Linked DNA regions of Homo sapiens: all the other regions are linked to region 1. A link is a contact called in ENCODE Hi-C or POLR2A ChIA-PET data. All regions are on one chromosome and are shown on one strand. The core of a region is the stretch at or near the end of the contact, and the rest is flanking DNA. Distances in the headings are between cores, read along the strand shown.

The links. Hi-C counts contacts between places; a loop is a spot of excess contacts on that map. ChIA-PET counts read pairs that join two places held with the same protein, here RNA polymerase II (POLR2A). Pooled maps may share reads with other maps.
Region 2: a map of CD4-positive, alpha-beta T cell shows a loop between it and region 1 (6-fold over the local background). The contact joins the promoter of TSN here to the promoter of C2orf76 in region 1. A Hi-C loop is called at or near these places in 2 of 168 maps with a recorded cell type or tissue (CD4-positive, alpha-beta T cell and naive thymus-derived CD4-positive, alpha-beta T cell), 3 of 37 single-sample maps with no recorded cell type and 11 of 50 pooled maps.
Region 3: a map of naive thymus-derived CD4-positive, alpha-beta T cell shows a loop between it and region 1 (8-fold over the local background). The contact joins the promoter of NIFK here to the promoter of C2orf76 in region 1. A Hi-C loop is called at or near these places in 1 of 168 maps with a recorded cell type or tissue (naive thymus-derived CD4-positive, alpha-beta T cell), 1 of 37 single-sample maps with no recorded cell type and 12 of 50 pooled maps.
Region 4: a loop to region 1 is called in a map of CD8-positive, alpha-beta T cell, with 10 times the contacts of the local background. The contact joins the promoter of CLASP1 here to the promoter of C2orf76 in region 1. A Hi-C loop is called at or near these places in 3 of 168 maps with a recorded cell type or tissue (CD4-positive, alpha-beta memory T cell, CD8-positive, alpha-beta T cell and naive thymus-derived CD4-positive, alpha-beta T cell), 1 of 37 single-sample maps with no recorded cell type and 11 of 50 pooled maps. POLR2A ChIA-PET finds 5 or more read pairs at or near these places in 1 of 52 experiments (CD4-positive, alpha-beta memory T cell).
Region 5: a loop to region 1 is called in a map of CD4-positive, alpha-beta T cell, with 13 times the contacts of the local background. The contact joins the promoter of CLASP1-AS1 here to the promoter of C2orf76 in region 1. A Hi-C loop is called at or near these places in 2 of 168 maps with a recorded cell type or tissue (CD4-positive, alpha-beta T cell and CD8-positive, alpha-beta T cell), 1 of 37 single-sample maps with no recorded cell type and 13 of 50 pooled maps. POLR2A ChIA-PET finds 5 or more read pairs at or near these places in 1 of 52 experiments (activated B cell).

The regions. Positions count from the first base shown.
Region 1 is chr2:119,365,511-119,368,119 of GRCh38, reverse strand. C2orf76 (chromosome 2 open reading frame 76) reads left to right here and starts at 1,286. Exons shown (of 6, transcript NM_001322331.2): 1 at 1,286-1,330. DBI (diazepam binding inhibitor, acyl-CoA binding protein) reads right to left here and starts at 1,143. Exons shown (of 4, transcript NM_001079862.4): 1 at 1,060-1,143. The coding sequence starts at 1,068. RefSeq lists enhancers at 23-222, 753-1,082, 1,453-1,712 and a silencer at 1,183-1,332.
Region 2 is chr2:121,754,360-121,756,968 of GRCh38, reverse strand. It overlaps TSN (translin), which reads right to left and starts at 1,318. Exons shown (of 6, transcript NM_004622.3): 1 at 1,124-1,318. The coding sequence starts at 1,189. RefSeq lists an enhancer at 1,264-1,453.
Region 3 is chr2:121,735,591-121,738,199 of GRCh38, reverse strand. It overlaps NIFK (nucleolar protein interacting with the FHA domain of MKI67), which reads left to right and starts at 1,325. Exons shown (of 7, transcript NM_032390.5): 1 at 1,325-1,454; 2 at 2,450-2,587. The coding sequence starts at 1,350. RefSeq lists a silencer at 839-1,288 and an enhancer at 1,389-1,438.
Region 4 is chr2:121,648,138-121,650,746 of GRCh38, reverse strand. CLASP1 (cytoplasmic linker associated protein 1) reads left to right here and starts at 1,285. Exons shown (of 41, transcript NM_001395891.1): 1 at 1,285-1,375. It overlaps NIFK-AS1 (NIFK antisense RNA 1), which reads right to left and starts at 1,093. Exons shown (of 4, transcript NR_037857.1): 1 at 366-1,093; 2 at 65-279. RefSeq lists enhancers at 775-1,044, 1,076-1,702, 1,703-2,331.
Region 5 is chr2:121,528,860-121,531,468 of GRCh38, reverse strand. CLASP1-AS1 (CLASP1 antisense RNA 1) reads right to left here and starts at 1,301. Exons shown (of 2, transcript XR_001739683.2): 1 at 694-1,301. It overlaps CLASP1 (cytoplasmic linker associated protein 1), which reads left to right. Exons shown (of 41, transcript NM_001395891.1): 3 at 1,144-1,222. RNU4ATAC (RNA, U4atac small nuclear) reads right to left here and starts at 589; the gene lies at 460-589. RefSeq lists an enhancer at 912-1,041 and a silencer at 1,232-1,431.

The sequences.
Region 1 (2,609 bases), core at 37-2,536:
GCCTGATGACAGCCCAGTTACGGGGATGGAGAGGTGGGAAAGGTGGCACCCTTCGGGCAATGCAGCCCCTGAAGTGTGTCTGCCCCTCCCTGCCCCAACAGGGCAGCTAGAAAGATTCAGCAACACAAGAAGGGGAAGCCCCTCCAGTTCACTCATTCAATCGAAAACCATATATCCAGAGCTCTCACAAACGCAGGCATCAGGTCTGGAAATACAGCAGTGAAGAGGGCAGGCCAAGCCTTCGCCCCCAGTGGGGGTCCCCTCTGCGGGAGAAGCAGCGCGGCCAACTGCCTGGCCACCACCGGGCCAGGCACTAGGGAGTGGCCGGGGCTGCAGCGAAGCCCTGGCCTGAGGACAGACGGGGCACAGTATGCTGGAAACAGCTGAAAGGGGACAGGGCATGAGTGCCGCGGTGTCAGCGCCGGAGCCCGTTGGTCCCCTCCCTCCCCCTGGGGCCCGCGCGTTCAACACCGACCTCTGTCCCAGTGCCCGGATTGGCAGAGGCAGGCGGGAGGAGCCAGAGGTCGCCCCACATAGCTCGGTCTCAGACAAGGGTCTACACTGGAGAGAAGGGAGGGGCCCCTGGGTCACCTCTCCCCGGGCCGCGATTCTCCTCGTCCCGCACTCTGAGCAGCCGGCCCCGTACTTCCCCTGACCTCCAAGCTCTCGGCCACGGACTCCTCGCTTCCCCACTCCGCCGCGACGTCCTGCCCTGTGCTTCGGGATGGGGACTGAGTCTCCTCGCTCCTCCAATCCGTGCAACCCCTTCCCCCATCTCTCCATCAAGCACCCTCGACTCCCACCCCTCTCCCGCTACACAGCGAAGTCCACCCCATGGGCAACTTTCCGGCAGTTGCGGGGTGGGCAGCAGATTTAGAAATCCCCAAACGGAAAATCCCGCTCACAAGGCTCTGTCCAACGAATCAGGGCTAGGCATGGGCCCATGAGCAAGTGAGGGGCACGGAAGGAAAGAGCCCGAGAGCTTCTGGCAGCCGGCTGAGCCCCCAACGGGCCTCCCGCCCGCTGCACCTTCGCAGCCTGGCTGTGCACGCGCTGTACCTGAGACATCCTGGCCGACTTGCAAGAACTCCAGGGAGACAGCGGAGGAGGCGAGGACCAGGAAGCGATCGCCCAGATTGCACTGGCAAGCGCCTTTAGAGGCGCGGTCCACTCGCCCCAACCCTGCTCGGGCGAGCACCGGAAAGCCAATCAGAAGCCAGCTATGCGCTAGGGGCGTGCCCAGCCCCCGCCGCGGCGCTAGCCCCGCCCGAGCCCACGTGGGACCGCTTGCGCAAACGCCGGGAGTAGCCGAAGGGGACGCCGGGAACAGGTGGGGACAACGGAAGTAGGGTGCTTAGTTTTGCTGCCGGGAGTTGGTCGAGAGTTGGGTTCAGTCCTGGCCCGTTGTGGGGACGGCACGCGGGGGAAGGGGAGGGGACGGAGACCGAAGAACGGAGGTCCTTATGTTTCTTTTCTTTCCTTAAATCTTGCCCGGCCTGAAGAGGCCGGAAGTTGCATCTCTGGACAAGTAAACTCTGAGACCTGGGAATGGCGGGCGGGACCCGCTCCTCCCTTGGGGTCTAGAGGAGACCCCCGGAGATGGTCCCTGATGAGCAGCGTGATGGTGGAAAGCTGGACTGGTCTCCCGAAAGGCGAAGCCGAGGCTTCTTCCTCTGAACTTTTGGCACGTTCTTTGACTTGCTTGTGGCCGTAGTGTCAGGCCTGTATTGCACATTTATGTCTGTGGTGCATTTCTCCATCTGGTGCGTTAAAGGCAGGGACGGTGTCTTATTTGTCTTGATTTAACAAACTTGGACGGGACGAAGTGCTCAGCAAATATTTGTTAAATGAATGGCTGTTTATTGAACTCCTGTTGGGTAACTTGCACTGTTCTAGACCTTGGCAGACAGCAGTGAACAAAGCGGGTGAATCCCTGCAATCTTGGAACTTACAAGTAGGGACAGTAGTTTATACAATAAGTTAAATATAGAGTACTTTAGGGGCTTAGAGAGTTGGAAGTTTATAGTTTTAAATGGAGGAGGGGGAGTATTGAGGGAAGGTGACATTTGAGAAAGTTCCTCAAGGAGGGGAGGGAAGATTCCAAGCAGAGAACAAGTGTAAAGGCGTGGGCAAGGAACCAGGGGAAGAGTAGAAAGATGAGGCTGGAGAGTTTTGGCGGTGGCAGACTGGCTAGGTGATGCAGAAGTTGGCCATCACAGGGACTTTGACTGTCATGCTGAGTGAGATGGGAAATCGTAAAAGGGTTTGAAAAGAGGATGAGGAGACGGAGGGGAACGTCTTTGCGAGATTGTTACACAGCCTAATCTCCATGGGAACTGAAAGGAGCAGCACAGGTGTCTGGAAGTGTTTTAGGATCGATGTTTAAGAAGCTAAAGGAAGACTTCTCTGGCAGTGGTTGCAAAGGAGCTGGGTGAAGAGAGGGAAATGATGGAAAATTCTCTGGAGATCATTAAAAAAGCAAAGTCATTCCTCTCTAATTCATAATTTGTGGCAAGAGGGCTGGACTACAAATCTCTGCCCTGCCTACACCTTCCCCCTCCCCAGGGAAGGTAGACGCTTTCAGACTTAACTTGCTAACTTAATGTAGG
Region 2 (2,609 bases), core at 69-2,568, 2.4 Mb before region 1:
GTTAAATGCAACACAAGAGTCGGGTATTTCTAATTCTTTTTTCTTTTTTTTTTTTTTTTTGAGACGGAGTCTCGCTCTGTCACCCAGGCTGGAGTGCAGTGGCGCGATCTCAGCTCACCGCAACCTCCGCCTCCCGGGTTCACGCCATTCTCCTGCTTCAGCCTCCCGAGTAGCTGGGATTACAGGTGTGCGCAACCATGCCCAGTTAATGTTCTTTTATATTTTTAGTAGAGACAGGGTTTCCCCATGTTGGCCAGGCTGGTCTCAAACTCCTTACCTCAGGTGATCTGGCCGCCTCGGCCTCCCAAAATGCTGGAATTACAGGCATGAGGCGCCGCTCCCCGCCTCTAATTCATTTTTAAAATATTCACTGAGCATACTTATGTGCGAGGCACTGTGTAAATACCGGGGAACCAAGCACACAATCCCTTCCCTCTGGCGGTTTAACATACAATGAGGGAGAAGATTTTTTTAAAATAATCAATATTACACACATTAAAAAAAGTTAATGTGCTACTAGAAAACATAACAGGAAATAGATCGCTTAGACTGTGACGCCAATGAGATAAATACGAGACAATCAGGAAAAGAACGGGAAAGAAGCAAATTCCAGGAAAAGCAAACAGGCAGGAAGCTATTTGGGGCACTAGAAGAGGTAAAGTGAACATCATACACAAAGACAGAGAGCATAAACGAGATTGAAGAGAAACCATGTGAGCCACAGTAGAGTCTGATTTTTTATCCTGTGTGGCATAGGAAATCACAGGAGAGTTTTAAGCAGATCACATGTGCTTTTAAGACACCAACAAAAATACACGAAACGCTCATTCGCTGAAGACCAGGTGCTAATCGAGCCTTCGATATAAACAAGTGCTGAAAAGAAGGAAAACTGACACAAACGAGGCAAGTGATGCTGAGAAGCTGAGACTCGAACACGGGGAATCAGGACAGAGCAGCAAAATTTTGGGCGGGGGCGGGGAGTGCCTAACCTAAAGCTAGAGGGGAAGCAACCCACCCTCGGAGGCGTCCCCACCGCCCGAGACTGAGCGACAGAGGAGGGCCGGGCGAAGTGGCCCAACTAGGCATGGAAAGGCAAAGGGAATGGGGAAGGGAGGGGGCTCGCCTCTCGGATGTCCTGCTCGGCAGCCAAAAAGCCCTGCAGCTCCACGAAGATCTCGCTCACAGACATGGCGCCGGCTGCACAACAATCAGCCAGTGTAGCAAGGGCGGCCAAGGAAGTGGACGCCGCAGGCAACCAGCGCAATCAATCGCAACGGCCGCCGCTACCGCCGCGTCCCCCCGGTCTTACGCCACGACCGTCGCTAGGGTCCTCCGAGGCTCGCGGCGCGCCGGAGGACGGGCTGTCCGCCGCGCTGCCTGAGGCGCCGTCCGCTGCGTTCGGAACCGAGGCGCGCGTCCAAAGGGCAGAGGAGAGGGAGAGTGGGCGGGGCCTCAGTCTGAGGCCTTCAGACAGGCATCGCCAGAAACAACCTGCGAAGGCGGCCCTCGGAGCACGTGGGCCTGAGGGAGGGCGGGGACGGGCGTGTAGGTGGTGCGGGCAAGTGGGGCTGGTTAGCTTATATGTGTGTATTTATTTCATACACAACAACAGTTGGAGGGAAATATTTGACAACGAAAGAGTATGCACAAAAAACAGGTGCAGAAGAATGTAGAGAGAGTTCAGCCTTCGTGAGAGAGTAGGGGGCCAGTGCATTTCCAAAAAAAAGGAAAATAAAAGTAACGTATGTAGGACTGTGAGTAGGGAATGGATTGGGAGCGAAAATTTTCTGTGTAGATCTTTTAATGTCTTCTCTGTATGGCTGTATTACCTATTTTTAAATTAAACGGCTTTTTTAAGCGTGTGCGGTGGGATGTTTCTCTTTCCACTCACACCTTGTCCTAATTCCCCTTCCATGCCCTATAACGGTTTCCCCTTTCATGCCCTATAACGGTTTCCCCTTTGTTCTTGAAGAGTTATTTCATACACACATACTGTGTGTGTGTTCTTGAACAGTTATTCCATACACAAATACAGTGTGTGTGTGTGTTGCACTCGCCAGATGAATTGGAATGATTCTTATCAACTAAATGATAATTTATTGCTTGCTTTGTTTCTGACATTATTCTAAACTCTTTACATGAAGGATCATATTTAATTCTCATTATATGAGAATAATTTCATGTCCATGAAGAAGACAGTAAGACCACTAGCACCTACATTTTTAAAAAACTATCGGCCGGGCGCAGTGGCTCACACCTGTAATCCCAACACTTTGGGAGGCCAAGGCGGGCAGATCACAAAGTCAGGAGTTCGAGACCAGCCTGACCAACATGGTGAAACTCCGTCTCTACTAAAGATACAAAAACTAGCCGGGCGTGGTGGCGCGCGCCTGTAATCCCGGCAACTCGGGAGACTGAGGCAGAAGAATCGCTTGAACCCGGGAGGCACAGGTTGCAGTTAGCCGAGATCACACCACTGCACTATAGCCTGGGCAACAGACTCCGTCTCAAAAAAAATAAAAAACCCTTTCTTATCTCGTGTTTGTTCTCCCAAAACCCATTCGTCTGTCCTAAAGAATCCTATTTGTTCTCATACAAACTTTCGTCAC
Region 3 (2,609 bases), core at 76-2,575, 2.4 Mb before region 1:
AGAAAGATGCAAACAGCCACAGCCTCGCTTTAAACCCGCCCATCCCCTCGCATTTACAAAACCCCAGTTTCATACTTTGACACACAGTCATGGGGCTCCAGCCTGCCGCCTCGCAGCTCTTCCCTCCTGTGCTGGGCTCCAACCCCACTGCCGCGTCCTTCTTTCTAGACCTAGGAACACTGTGCAGGCCTGTCCGGTCCAGCGGACGGCAGGCGCTCGGTTCTCCACACCCCGCTCTTTAGCCTTCAGGCCTCGGTGCTAACGCCACCTCCTAAGGGGGACCCTCCGGCGCCACCCAGTGTGCCTCTCCCCCACAAGCCTCTTTGGTCTCTTAAAGCAGCCATGCTGCCCTCAGGCTGTAAGTTCTCCAAGGGCCGCGGACGGACGGGGCCACACAGGAGAGCTCACACACAAGTGAGTGAAAGAATAACCAAATTAGGGCCGGGCGCGGTGGCTCACGCCTGTTATCCCAGTACTTTGGGAGGCTGAGGCGGGTGGATCACCTGAGGTCAGGAGTTCGAGACCAGCCTGGCCAACATGGTGAAACCCCGTTTCTACTAAACATACAAATTAAGCTGGGAGTGGTAACGTACAAATTAAGCTGGGAGTGGTGGCGGGCGCCTGTAATCAGCTACTCGGAAGACTGAGGCAGGAGAATCGCTTGAACCCGGGAGGCGGAAGTTGGAAGTTGCAGTGAGCCGAGATTGCGCCATTGCACTCCAGCCTGGGCAACCAAAGCGAAACTCTGTCTCAAAAAAAAATAATAATAATAATAAGCAAATTGAGGAATGAGAGCAGCATCTCAAGGACACAGGTACTGTTTTGGAATTTATTTTAGACCTTTTTTGAAAGTAGGCGTGAACGTAATTGTTTCAGGCACTCTTAAGCGAAGCCAGCCGGCGCCCCGACAGCCGAGGGTGCGGGAGCTCCCCACGGCCCAGCCCCAGCCCCAGACCCCGCTGCCGCGCCTCGGCACGCCCCTGCGCCCCGCCTCCGCGCCTCGGCGCTACTCACGCCCCGCCCTCCGCTCCTCGTCACGCCCCATGTCGCGCCTCCGCGCGACTCACGCCTCTCCCAGTCTCTCGGCACGACCTCGTGCCCCGCCCTCGCCCCTGGCGCAATTTATGCCCCGCCCCGCGCCTCGCCACACCCCGTGCCCCGCCCCCGCTTCTCCGGGCAACTCCTGCTCCAACCCCGCGCCCGACTCATGGCCCTCCCCGCCCCTCGCCACGCCTCGCCTCGCCTTAGCGCTTCGCCCCGCCCCTGTCCTGCCTCTACTTCCGCCTCGGGGGAGCTGGGAGCCCGACGTTTCCGGGAGCGCCGCGTGGTTAGCGTCGGCGGCTTTTGGCATGGCGACTTTTTCTGGCCCGGCTGGGCCAATCCTGTCGCTTAATCCGCAGGAAGATGTCGAGTTTCAAAAGGAGGTGGCGCAGGTTCGCAAGCGCATAACCCAGGTGAGCAGGCACCCTGGCCCAGGCTGCGAGCGGGGGCGATGGACCGGGTCTAGAGGGTATCTGGGGTTGCACGGTTTCCGGCCCGGGCGCCCCTTGCCTTCGTGCTCGCCTTCATTACCTCCAGGGTCTCCCAAGTGGATTCGACCGAATCAGGGACCGACCTCTTAAGCTTGCAGGCCACGGTTTCCGAGACGAAAGGGTTTACGCTGTTCGGTAAATGATGGAGGGGTTTGGCCGCTGAGGCCCTGGAGCCTTCATGTGGAGGGTAACGGGGAAGTATTGGGGTGACAGAAGCAGTAGAAAGAACCAGCTGGAGGGAATAGGCTCCTATACCACAGGTTATCTCCGGGTTAGAGCTGTCACGCTTCCGCGTTTCCCCCAAAAATGGGAGCCCCAGACTTAACACATTCGGGAAGTTTGTATGCCGGGTTGGTGATCTGGGAGTTATTAAAATAGAGTATTTGCCAGGTTCCACTTGCTGACTAGGGCCCCTGACATCGCTTATACTTTCTGTGGTTTTTAGCATAAAATACACAGGAAAACTTAGAAGTTCCTGTTACAGAGGTAAGGCTATGATGACTGAGACGTTGAAAGGCTAATCTGTACCGTGAGAGTTAACAAGCGTATCGAAAATTTTTCGATGAAGTGCGAGTAAACAGTAATATGCATACCAAATTGAAGCCTACGTTTATGTAGAGTTCTCTGGGCAGAAGATCTAAAATGGCTTGTTCAAAGATGTCCTTGCTTATCCGTTGATTGACATAGTTATTGAGCTCTAATATTATACTGGGTGCTGGGATGCCAGGCTGGAAAGATAGTTGACTACTGCTTGACCATGGCCTTTGTGGGGAGAGAAACACTAAACAGCCAGTTCTTTAATTACTACTGTGGTAAGTGGAAATGCAGAATAGGTTCTTGGGCCGAGGGCTAGGGGTTTTGTTACAATGTGATTTTCTTATTTATATATTTAATTTACCTGGTCTTTACGTCTTTAGCGAAAAAAACAAGAACAACTTACTCCTGGAGTAGTCTATGTGCGCCACCTACCTAACCTACTTGACGAAACCCAGATCTTTTCATATTTCTCCCAGTTTGGCACTGTGACACGGTTCAGGCTGTCCAGAAGTAAAAGGGTAAGATTTTTGCAGTTGGATT
Region 4 (2,609 bases), core at 36-2,535, 2.3 Mb before region 1:
CCGCACACAAGCTCCTCCAGTAAAAACAACGCACTGGGCAGTGCATCTCAACACATCAAATTACCGGCGTGCATAGGAGCCTGATGCGGCAAATCTGTGGGTCCTTCGGGATCCTTGAAGGCAGCCCTATAATTTGCATTTTTCTACGCTCCAAAACACTTTCCGGGCCAGATGCGGTGGCTCACTCCTGCTGTCCCAGCACTTTCGAAGACCCAAGACGGCGGATCACTTGAGGTCAGGAGTTTGAGACAAGGCTGGGAAACATGGTGAAACCCATCTCTACAAAAAAATACAAAAAGTAGTTGGGGGGGGGTGGTGCACGCCTGTAATTCCAGCTACTCGGGAGGCTAAGGCAGGAGGATCACCTGAGCCTGGGAAGTCGAGGCTGCAGTGAGCCGTGATCGCGCCACTGCACTCCATCCGGCCTGGGCGACGGCGGTGAGACCCTGTCTCAAAAAAATAAAAGCCACCACTTTCCCACTTATTATCCCAGGGAAACGCACGCGACGGAGGAGCGAAGGAGCGTTTATTTGTGGAGGCGCTCAAGTAAGAAACCCTGCTCGCTGGCCGACTCAAGGGTCTCCAAAGCCTTCTCTGGGCTGTCTCCCCTCCCCAAAAGGCAAAGAACCGTTAACAAGTTTACTTCCGGCACAAGCGTCCGCGCCTGCTCGGAAAAGGGAGCGTGGACACACAGCTCTGTTACGGGAAGTCGCAGGGCACAATTTCCTTCATTGCAGTCGCCCTCTGGGCGGACGCCCTAACCCAGAAGTGAAAGACCGTTTCCTTCGAGTATCAGACCCCCGACCAAAGGAAGTTCCACTTGGACGACTTTTACCCAGGGTTTCCCGATTCCTCTTTAGCTCTTCCTATCACGCTCCCTGCTTGCTGGTGCATTGTTGCTGTGGCCACTTAGTTCCGACCTTCCTTGTCTAACTCGAGTTTTGTCGCAACTTTCCAAGGGGCCTAACCACAACCTTTTCCGTAAAAAAAAACAAAAACAAAACCTTTACCCTACGGGTCCCCATCAGGGTCAACTAACGTTCTCCGTGAGGGGCAAAGCTCCCGGGGACTTTACGCCAGCGAAGCCTAACACGGCCAGGCCAGCGCCTGCGCGGGGCGTTACCATAGAGAGGCAGCCGCCTCTCTGGTCTCGGTTTACGCTCTCTATGGTGTACCCGGGTTGGTGGCGGTAAGAAGAAAAAGGGTGACCGCACTGCGCAGGCGCCCTCGGCGTCTCTCTCGCTCTCTCGGTCTTTTTTTTTTTTTTCTTTTTTTTTTTTTTTAATCCCCGCACCAAGCGCTTAACCTCATTGGGGTGGAGGAGAAGGCGGCGGCTCTCTGGTCCGCAGCGGCAACAGTAACGAAAAACAGGGCTGTAAGTACCCGGTCAGGGGGCGGAGGGTCAGACCCGAGCCCTCTCGCGGCCCTGGCCCCTCCCGCGCAGTGGCGGGCGCCGGGTCTGGGTGGGGGCGATGTCCAGCGCTGTCATCGGCTCTTGGGTGCACTTTGGGGGGATGGGGCGGCCCTGAGGTGGGAGCCTGGCGAGGAGCGGGATGCGAGGGTTGTTTATCCAACCAGTAGGTCGCTGAGCCCAGGCTGCTTTGCAGAGGGAGGGGATCGGCCCTGGGGTCAGTCGGGCTTTGTGTGCCCCTCTCTGTTTCCCTTTTCCAGACCCCACCCGGGCCCCCTTCCTAACCCGAGTCTCCCCTGCCGGGTGGGAGAAGCCAGCGAGCCCGGGGCGCGTTTGAAAGGAAGGGAGGGGGCGAGGGAGAGAAACCCACAACAACTAGTCATTGGCGAGTGATGGGTGTGAAGAAAGATCCAGAGAGAAGGGGTGCCGGGAGGCGGGCGGCCCGGGCTCCCGTCCTGGGCTCCCAACCGGGCCAGACAAAAGCTGCGCGAGCGGCGCCGAGCGGAGCGGCCGGCTTGATGGGATGCACAAGGTCCCCTTGGTTCCCGGGGCCTTCGAAGAGCTTCTTTCTGAAGCTGGGAAAGCGAACAAGTGCTGAGTTAAGCCTGTGCAGACTTCTCAACTTGCCTTTGTTGTTCTTTGGTATTGGCAGAGACGCTCTGACGAAGATGAGTGTGTGATCTTGCACGTTAGCCTGGCTAGGTACAATGGAGCTAATCGAATTTTGCTTTCCGTTTTCCGAGCTGCTGGGATGAGTATGGGGCTTTCCAGAGTTTAAATTATTACATAATATTTTTAAAATAGTTGTTTGCTTCTAAAATTAAAAAAAATTAATGTGGAGTCTGAAAGCACGCTGTGGTGAGTTTGCAGCTGAGTTTGCAGCTGGGTGAGTTTCTGTGTAGTGGGGTGCGTTCATTAAATACTGACCATTCGTAGAACCTGTGAGCTCTTTAAACATGATACTTTCATTTGTAGATGTGGCAATGAGAGCTTCAGATTCTCTAGTCCTTTGGGAGACCGTGATGCAGAAGAGTCAGAAGCGAGAAATAGTTTCATGCCGCCATGTACCTTGGACCCTATTTGGGTGCCACAGTCCGTTTTCAATTCTGGCATTAGAAATTGTTTTTATTACTACGATTATTTACGACGGTAACTGACCTCTCGATATGAGGGATCCTGGATATTGGCTCCGTTTGCT
Region 5 (2,609 bases), core at 52-2,551, 2.2 Mb before region 1:
CGCCGGCCACCTCGCCCGGCTAATTTTTTGTATTTTTAGGAGAGACGGAGTTTCACTGTGTTAGCCAGGATGGTCTCGATCTCCTGACCTCGTGATCCGCCCCCCTCGGCCTCCCAAAGTGCTGGGATTGCAGGCGTGAGCCACCGCGCCCGACCTGGATTACATTTTATGTGAGGTGCAAAGACCTACTGAAACTTCGTCTCCTATTGAAACTTGACCTAGACTACTGGGCTGACTCAGCATAAGGAAGTTACAGAACAGTTGATGATCGGCGTAAAGTTAAAGGGGTGAAGTTCTGTTGAAATCCTTCCCGTTTAATCACCGCAAAAACTGAAAGAACTTTACTTGCGACACTAAAACCACGCGTCTTGTGCACCCTCTACTGGTTTAACCACAAAGTACTAGTTTATTTACGAATTACTGCTGTTTGAACTGATAAGTCTATGAAAACAGGTTTTCATTTTTCCAAAAATTGCACCAAAATAAAGCAAAAGCTCTAGTTGATGCGGGTGTGTTGTTCAGGCGTTAGCAGTACTGCCCTCACTATGCGCTCATTGGACAGTAGCGCAACCCCAAGAAAAGGATGGTTATAATAGAAAGTCCCTGGGCTGCAAGCAGGAAGCGCCAATACCTGGTAGGGTTGTGGTAATTAATTCGTGAGCCTCGCCCTAGTCGGTCTGGTAGCTAGCTTACCTCCAGCCTCCACAGCTTTCGACGACACCCCAATTCTTTGTTTTCTGAGGCTCCCGAAGGGTCGCAAAAGCGGCGGCTCGGTTTTACCCAGAAGACCGCGCGTCGGCCGCTCGAAAATTTGCATACGCTTTTCTCGCCGGGGCGGGGCTGGCGGGGGCGGGACCGCGGCGCGCTCTTGAACTCCACCCGCAGCTAACCCGGGTTTGGCTACGCTGTATTGCCTTTTATTTCGTTTCTCCTCACCGAGTATTTTCCATTATAGCTGTACATAGCTCTTTTTGTGGAAGATCATCCTTCTTCGTGCTAATCTCTTTGGTCCTCCAGTCGGCATGCGTCTGGACTCTCGGACTGCGTCTGGGCCGGAAATGTCTAGGCCTCCCCGGAGCGGGTGGGCGGGAGCGCTGCCCCGCAGGCCGGCTGCTAACAGGCTCCCGGTGTTTCCCGCTGCAGGTGGTTCTGCTGGGCATGGACATCCTGTCCGCCCTGGTGACCCGGCTGCAGGATCGGTTCAAGGCGCAGATCGGCACAGGTGAGCTGCGGCACTTGTGGAGCGGACCCGGCCCCTTCAGACCCCCAGCCTTCCCTCGGCCTCCCCGGCTCCCAAACCCTCCCGGCAGCCACCCTGCCTCCCCTCCAGCCCCCTCTCCCTCCCTTCCGCTCCTCCCAAACAGCCAGTCCCCGCCCTCCCCCGCAGCCCCCCTAAGCACTCGCAGCCTGGGTCGGCCGCCCCGCTGCCTTCCCTTCCAGCTGGACTCCCCTGGCCTCTGGGCCTGCGGGCGCCCTTACCCTCCCCCATACCTTTGTACTGGCTTCACTGTGTTCTCACACGGAACTTAGTAATACGTGTTCTAATATGAAATATTAGTGCCATTTTTATTTCTTATGCTAAATTAGCTGTCACTCTTTAGTGCCAACCAAGTCATATTTTACCCTGACCCCGGTCCCCTTTAATGAGAGGCAGTTTTCCTTGAGAAATCCTATAAAACCAAGCCAGTTGTATTTTTCTCCAGATGATTATGGTTGGCATGACTATTTTCACCTTGATTGTAAATGTCATTACAAATGTATAGTAAATGTTCACTCTTATTTTGAAGGGAAAACAGTATGTCAGCAAAATGAAACAAAACCCACAGATTTCATAGATTTAAATACCTCTAAATTCCTGACCTCCGGTGTTTCATGGGGGTAGTATAAACACTAAGCATCTCTATGCAACCATTTCCTTATGGAATTTCTCTGTTTTACGTTGGTACACATGTATTCTTTACTGTTAACTTTCCGACCAATATGCTCCTTCTGAAAAGGTCATGAGCACCGACTGTTTACAAATTTAAAAAAAGCTTTTACTTTTAGACATTTGATATTTTAATAGTGTTCCATTTTCCTCCTAAATTAGCTGAATTATTCAGGGATATCTCATGTAATAGAGGTTTACAAACTCTTAAAATAAGCTGATCTCTGGTCTACAGGTGCACTTGGACCACTGGTGGGAGGGTCCACCCTGGGTATGTCGGGGAAGATGGAGAGCTGGGCTCTGTCTCATGTGTGTATGGGCGTGATGTAAAACTAAAAATACACAATAGTGATGAAACTTAAGATTTATTCATAAGTGCCCACTCCTTCCACCCCCAAACACATATACTGGAGCCCCTCTCCTTGTGTTTTACCTAAATTTTCCTTTCTGTTGACTCTTCCTCTCAAGGTCTTCCATTTTTATCAGCTTACAAATACGTTGGGAACTGGCTGGAGGAACGTGGGGTAAGGAGGAAGACAAATAGTGTATCTGTCCATGCAAAGGATTTTGCAGACTCTTTTGGTGACTTTCATGGACTTCAGCAAGGAGAGTAGAGCTGTGAGCAAAGATGAGTGGTTTTAGAATGAGATACATCATTTAGGTCAGGGGTTTGTCTTCCCAC